Linked DNA regions of Mus musculus: region 1 is linked to region 2. A link is a loop called in an ENCODE intact Hi-C map of the cell type or tissue named here. Cell type or tissue: left cerebral cortex. All regions are shown on one strand. Links, peaks and the distances in the headings refer to the core of each region. The heading gives the core; the rest is flanking DNA. Region 1 holds the start of Gm26104 (a small nuclear RNA gene). Region 2 holds the start of Fh1 (fumarate hydratase 1).

Region 1 (2,912 bases), core at 289-2,788, 1.1 Mb before region 2:
AACTGGGTTTTTTAAAAATTAGGTATTTATTTCATTTACATTTCCAATGTTATCCCAAAAGTCCCCGACCCATTCCCCCACCCACTCCCCCACCCACCCACTCCCACTTCTTGGCCCTGGCATTCCCCTGAACTGAGGCAGATAAAGTTTGCATGACCAATGGGCCTCTCTTTCCACTGATGGCCGACTAGGCCATCTTCTGATACATATGTAGCTAGAGACACGGGCTCTGGGGGGTACTGGGTAGTTCATATTGTTGTTCCACCTATAGGGTTGCAGATCCCTTTAGCTCCTTGGTTACTTTCTCTAGCTCCTCCATTGGGGGCCCTGTGATCCATCCAATAGCTCACTGTGAGCATCCACTTCTGTGTTTGCTAGGCCCCGGCCTAGTCTCACAAGAGACAGCTATATCTGGGTCCTTTCAGCAAAATCTTGCTAGTGTATGCAATGGTGTCAGTGTTTGGAAGCTGATTATGGGATGGATCCCCGGATATGGCAGTCTCTAGATGGTCCATCCTTTTGTCTCAGCTCCAAACTTTGTCTCTGTAACTCCTTCCATGGGTGTTTTGTTCCCAATACTAAGAAGGGTCAAAGTGTACACACTTTGGTCTTCGTTCTTCTTGAGTTTCATGTGTTTTGCAAATTGTATCTTATATCTTGGGAATTTTAAGTTTCTGGGCTAATATCCACTTATCAGTGAGTACATATCATGTGAGTTCTTTTGTGATTGGGTTACCTCACTCAGGATGATGTCCTCCAGGTCCATCCATTTGCCTAGGAATTTCATAAATTCATTCTTTTTAATAGCTGAGTAGTACTCCATTGCGAATTTGCGTGTTATCCTTGCGCAGGGGCCATGCTAATCTTCTCTGTATCGTTCTAATTTTAGTATATTTGCTGCCGAAGTGAGCACATAACTGGGTTTTAAAAGAAACCCAAGTTCTCACTACAGGTGCTCTCCTTCCACCTCAGGTGCGCTAGCAGATTCTGTGGCCAGCACTTCAATCCTCTGTGCCATCTTGCTGATCCAAAAGACTTGTTTTTAAGTCACAATCTAAAACTTTTCAGCCATGGTTACTTATTCCTGGTGCTTTGGGCCTGGCAGCACCATGGCAGAGGATGTTCATCTCATGGTGCCTATGAAGCAAGGTGGGGAAGGGGCTGGAATGCCAATAGCCACTACAAGTGCCCACCCTCCAAATATGTCACTTCCTCTCCCTGAGCACTTCCCCTGAAAGGCACCCACAGAATAGGTACTGCATCTTAAACACTTGAGCCTTTGGGGGGGGTGTATTTAAAATTCAAACAACAGCATGGGAGAATTAGTGGTTTAGTGCTCATGTTGCCATAGCAGAGAAAATAAATTAGGAAATATAGACTTTGGGGGCATACCTTCATAGGCTGAAAGATGGTTGATTGCCAACATGGGTCTTGGTTTGGCTCTGCCATGGGTATGCTGGGTCAGAGTTTTAGAGTCCTCTGCTCTCTAGCCTAACATTCTGCCCAATTCAGACATTTCTACTGCAGCAGCCCCAGCAGCAGGTGGCAGTCTTGCCCATGACTGAATTCTCTTGGTGTCAGGAGATCATTTTTCCACCTCATTCTTTGTCACTGATAGATAGATCTAGACATCAGGTTTTTACTAATTATGTTGAAGTAAACTCTTCTGCCAGACATTCTCTTGTGTATTCCATGTCTGCTTTCTGGACTTCTTCAATATAGTCTTTATTCTTGTTTTACCTGAGACATGAAGCTGTCTGTTCTTCCTGACATTAGTCTCATTAGCTTTTGCAGTGGTTGGTGGACCAGCTGGCTCTTTCCATCAGCCAATTGTGTTCTGCTTTGTAGAGAGACTCACAAAATTGTGACTCCTGACAAACAGTGATGCAGAACATAGGACTGAAAACACTACTCAGTGGAAGAACACTGACCCAACATTCCCAAGGCCCTGGGTTCTATTCTAAGGCGGGTGGAGTATACAAGAACAGCACATGAATAGATACCAAGGCAGTGTTAACATTGGGTTTCCTTTTGGAGTGCTTTTCCATCTAATGAATTCTTTCTACCTTTGTCCTCTGTGCAGGACACTGCAGGAGGCTAATCTTGATTTAATACCTCCCTCAGGTGCCCTTGCTTTTTTATCCTGGTTGATATGGGTCAGTGGGAGACCTCTATAGAAGCTTTGGGGGGCCAGGGAGGAAAGATGGAGAAAGGCAGGGAGGGAGGGAGAGAGAACAGAAAAAAAGAGGCAGACAGACAGACACACATACAGAGAGAGAGACAGAGAGGATAAACTAGCCAAGGAGCTATTCCACAGAGCTGTCCCTAGTACCTGCTTCTTGTTACTTCCCTAGCTCTGTAATAGACCTGTATTCAAGTCCACCTGGCCCTTGGAGAGTGCAACCACTTCCTCCGGCATCATGGTGGGCACAGAAAGCACAAAGACCACAAACATGCTGAAGCATTTGAGCTGTACAAGGGCAGGTCTCCTGAGTCTGCATGTGTAAACCTATTTGTCTTAAGCTCCTAGATACATGATTTTGAACTTGGCCCCAGCGAGGGATTCAAGTTGGTGTCGAGGACTTGTGGCTGTTGGTTTTTATAATTAGCCTTCCTTCTCCACAACTGGTCAACAGTGTGCAGGTTTCATAAAAGTGTGATCTCTATCTTTGTCCATGGAGAGGCAGTCTAACATCATGAGGAAAGCTCAACTTTGGAGCAGAGAATGAAGTTTGAAGCAGAAGCCTCACAATACTGAAAACGAAACCTAAAGTCTATGAGCCCCAACTTCTGTATATACAGAGAGACAAAGATTATTTATAGACAAAAAAAAATCTTTATAGATAAAAAGAATGTCTGAAAGACATGTTTAGCAAATATGTCTGCCAATCTCTTATTCTCTGTTTAACCCA
Region 2 (2,912 bases), core at 278-2,777:
TTTTGAAGAAAATAAGCGCCTCTGGGAAGGGGCGGGAGAACGTGGCACTCAAGTTTAGAAATGAATCTTCTATTTCGTTAAGAGTACAGACAAAGCAAATGGTAAGTGTTTGTGTTGCTTTGTGGTAGGAGAGTAGAGAATGGAAACAAAGGACTCATGATTACTTATAAACTAAGCAGAAGACAGGCCTTAGGTCTCAGAAACTCAGAGAAATGGCTGAGCTGTCATTAACATATCAAAGCAATATCTGGGGCTCCTCCCAGCACTTTTCAACCCTTTCCCTCCTCTAAACTTCTGAGAGCTGGGCTTCCACCTGCACAGCTCTTTTCCCTATGTAAGTCAGCCATTTTGGCTACATCATTCTCTTAGCCTATTTATTGGCTTGATTACCTGTCTTGTCTTTGTCAGTAGCTCCTTTCTTGCCCCCATCCCATCCCCTGCCCCCTTTCCTCCCATGGCCTGGTTTCCTCTGCCTGCCTTGTTCAGCTTGGCCTCTTTCCTCTCTCTGCTTTCTCCCTTGTATCTACCATAAAAATCCTCTCCTTACTTTAGGAGTAGTCATGTCCTCCTCCTTTCATTTCAGTTGTTTTTTTCATTCAGCTGGAACCCAGGAGATCCCCCTACACACACACTCACACACACACACACACACACACACACACACACACACTCACACACACTCACACTCAAACACTCACACACACTCACACACACACTCACACACACACTCAAACACTCACACACACACTCACACACGCACTCACACACGCACACACACACTCACATACACTCAAACACTCACACACTCACACACACGCACTCACACACGCACACACACTCACTCACACACACTCACACACACACACTCACACATGCACACAAACACTCACACGCACACTCACACACACACACATATTCACACACACACTCACACACACCCACACACACTCACATACACACATACTCACCACACTCTTGTGGCTGCTCTTTAATGGCAAAAGTGTAACATTTCGGGCAGAAGATACACTGCTTTATATGATTGTACTTTATCTTACTGCTTTGTCTTTTTCCCCTTAACCTAACTTTTAAAGAAAATTTGGTTCTACCTTTCACCAACTACTCTAAAAATTTCTCAGCCATTAGTTGAGAGAGGGAAGAACTAGATACTGAGGTCTGAAAACCCACCGGTACTGGTTTAATTGATTTAGCTCAGCTATTAGTCTTATTCTTACTTATTTTATTTCATTTGTGTTATTTTGAGACAGGGTGGCCTGTATCCCACACTGGCTTCAGACTCCCTGTGTAGCCAAGGATGGCCTTGAACTACTATTCTTCCTACCTGCACTTCTCAAGTGTGAAGATTGCAGGTCAACAGTGCATTTGTGTCAGGCTCACTATGAAGCCAAGGTTATTCTTGAATTCAACTCCTCCCTACCGTGGCATCTAGAGTGCTGAGGCTATAAATTGAAGCCTCTCATTTCCTGAAGAACTTCCTCTTTAACTGTCTTCTGATTCTGCATTAGAAAATTAAAAGAAGAGACACAATTTTTTTTATCAGTTACTCTTTTTCCATTGGCATCATTTAAGCAATGTTTTCCCTAGCCTGTAACCACAAAGAAAATCAGAGATGAAAAATCCCAAGGAATGTGGACACATTATAAATGTTATCAGAGGACATGTTAAAAGACAGAGGAAAAGGCTGGAGAGATGACCCAGTGGTAAAGAGCAGTGACTGCTCTCCCAGGTGTCCTGAGTTCAATTCTCAGCAACCACAGGGTGGCTCACAACCATCACAATAAGAGGGATCTGATGCCCTCTTCTGGTGAGTCTGAAGTCTGCTACAATGTACTCATAGACATAAAATAAATCTTTTAAAAAAATGACAGGAAAATTGACTCCAAAATGACAACTAGGAGCATTGTGGGATAATTGATTACTACTTCCTTGTTTAAAATTTGAGGCACTTTCTAGGAAGATAAGTATTTGAGACACGGATTCATACAGCTGCACGTCATGGGTGGTTGCAGGATAAATATTAACTTGATAACATGTTCTTTCTAGGCTGTCTCACGGACCTAGTACTACAGGCATCTTCAGCCAGTTTCCTGCCTCCTAGCAGCCACATTTGAAGTATTGTCGGAAGATCTGACCTCCCGCCTCTTGTCTTTTCCCATGATTCCTTCCGCACTAGTTTCCCGTGAACCCGAGGACTTCAAACAGCCATACTACAGGCCCAGGGAAGGCAACCCGCCCCATTAGTTATTATTGGCCAGTCATGGTTAGTCCCGTCCTACATGCTCAGGAAGAGGCGTTTGATTGGTTACGAGCGTGGCCGGAATCTGACGTATTAGGGGGCGTGGCTCAGGCTCAGCTTTCCACCCCCGTACAGCAGCACCATGTACCGCGCACTCCGTCTCCTCGCGCGCTCGCGTCGCCTCCTGCGGGTTCCGTCCGCCGGTGCTGCAGTGTCTGGGGAAGCGACCACCCTCCCGCGGTGTGCTCCGAACGTCGCGCGAATGGTGAGCGGGCATCTCGGGACCCGGCCTCCCCGGGGTGACCTTCACGTCAGAGTGTCCCGGGTGTCCCCGCGGGCCGCGCCTGGGCTCGGCGCCGGCCAGCACGCTCACCATCCGCCCCGGACGCGGCCTCCAGCCGAGTGTGTTGGGGCTGCGGGCAGCGCTGAGGGACGCGCTCCTTCCTGCTGGGGAGCCTGAGTGTCAGGGCAGACCTGCCCAATGCCTGAGCTTGCAGAGGCCTTCGGTCCAGGACACCTTCTCTGGGAAAGAGCGTGCACGGAGGCAGAGGGTGGGGGATGCCGGGGTGCAGGAGTAGCCCGAGGAAAGGGGAAGCCCCTTCCTTGTCCAGATCGCAAGCCCTGCTGGCTGGACACAGACAGGATGCTCCCCTAGGCT

Evidence for each region. A loop is a pair of places that touch in the nucleus more often than their neighbours do. Peaks named below come from ENCODE experiments on the same cell type or tissue, not always from the same donor. Only the 100,000 strongest peaks of a DNase experiment are listed, where the experiment ranks them.
Region 1: a loop joins it to region 2, with 5 times the contacts of the local background. A loop is called at or near these places in 2 of 42 quality-filtered maps.

Annotation. Positions count from the first base shown.
Region 1 is chr1:176,698,618-176,701,529 of GRCm38, reverse strand. It overlaps Gm26104 (a small nuclear RNA gene), which reads right to left and starts at 913; the gene lies at 804-913. In left cerebral cortex, for the core only: CTCF peaks have their summits at 1,548 (motif pointing right) and 2,674; DNase peaks (open chromatin) are centred at 1,546 and 2,687.
Region 2 is chr1:175,625,058-175,627,969 of GRCm38, reverse strand. Fh1 (fumarate hydratase 1) reads left to right here and starts at 2,335. Exons shown (of 10, transcript NM_010209.2): 1 at 2,335-2,519. The coding sequence starts at 2,397. In left cerebral cortex, for the core only: CTCF peaks have their summits at 1,821 (motif pointing left) and 2,493; DNase peaks (open chromatin) are centred at 1,831 and 2,295; H3K4me3 peaks cover 1,034 bases; H3K27ac peaks cover 936 bases.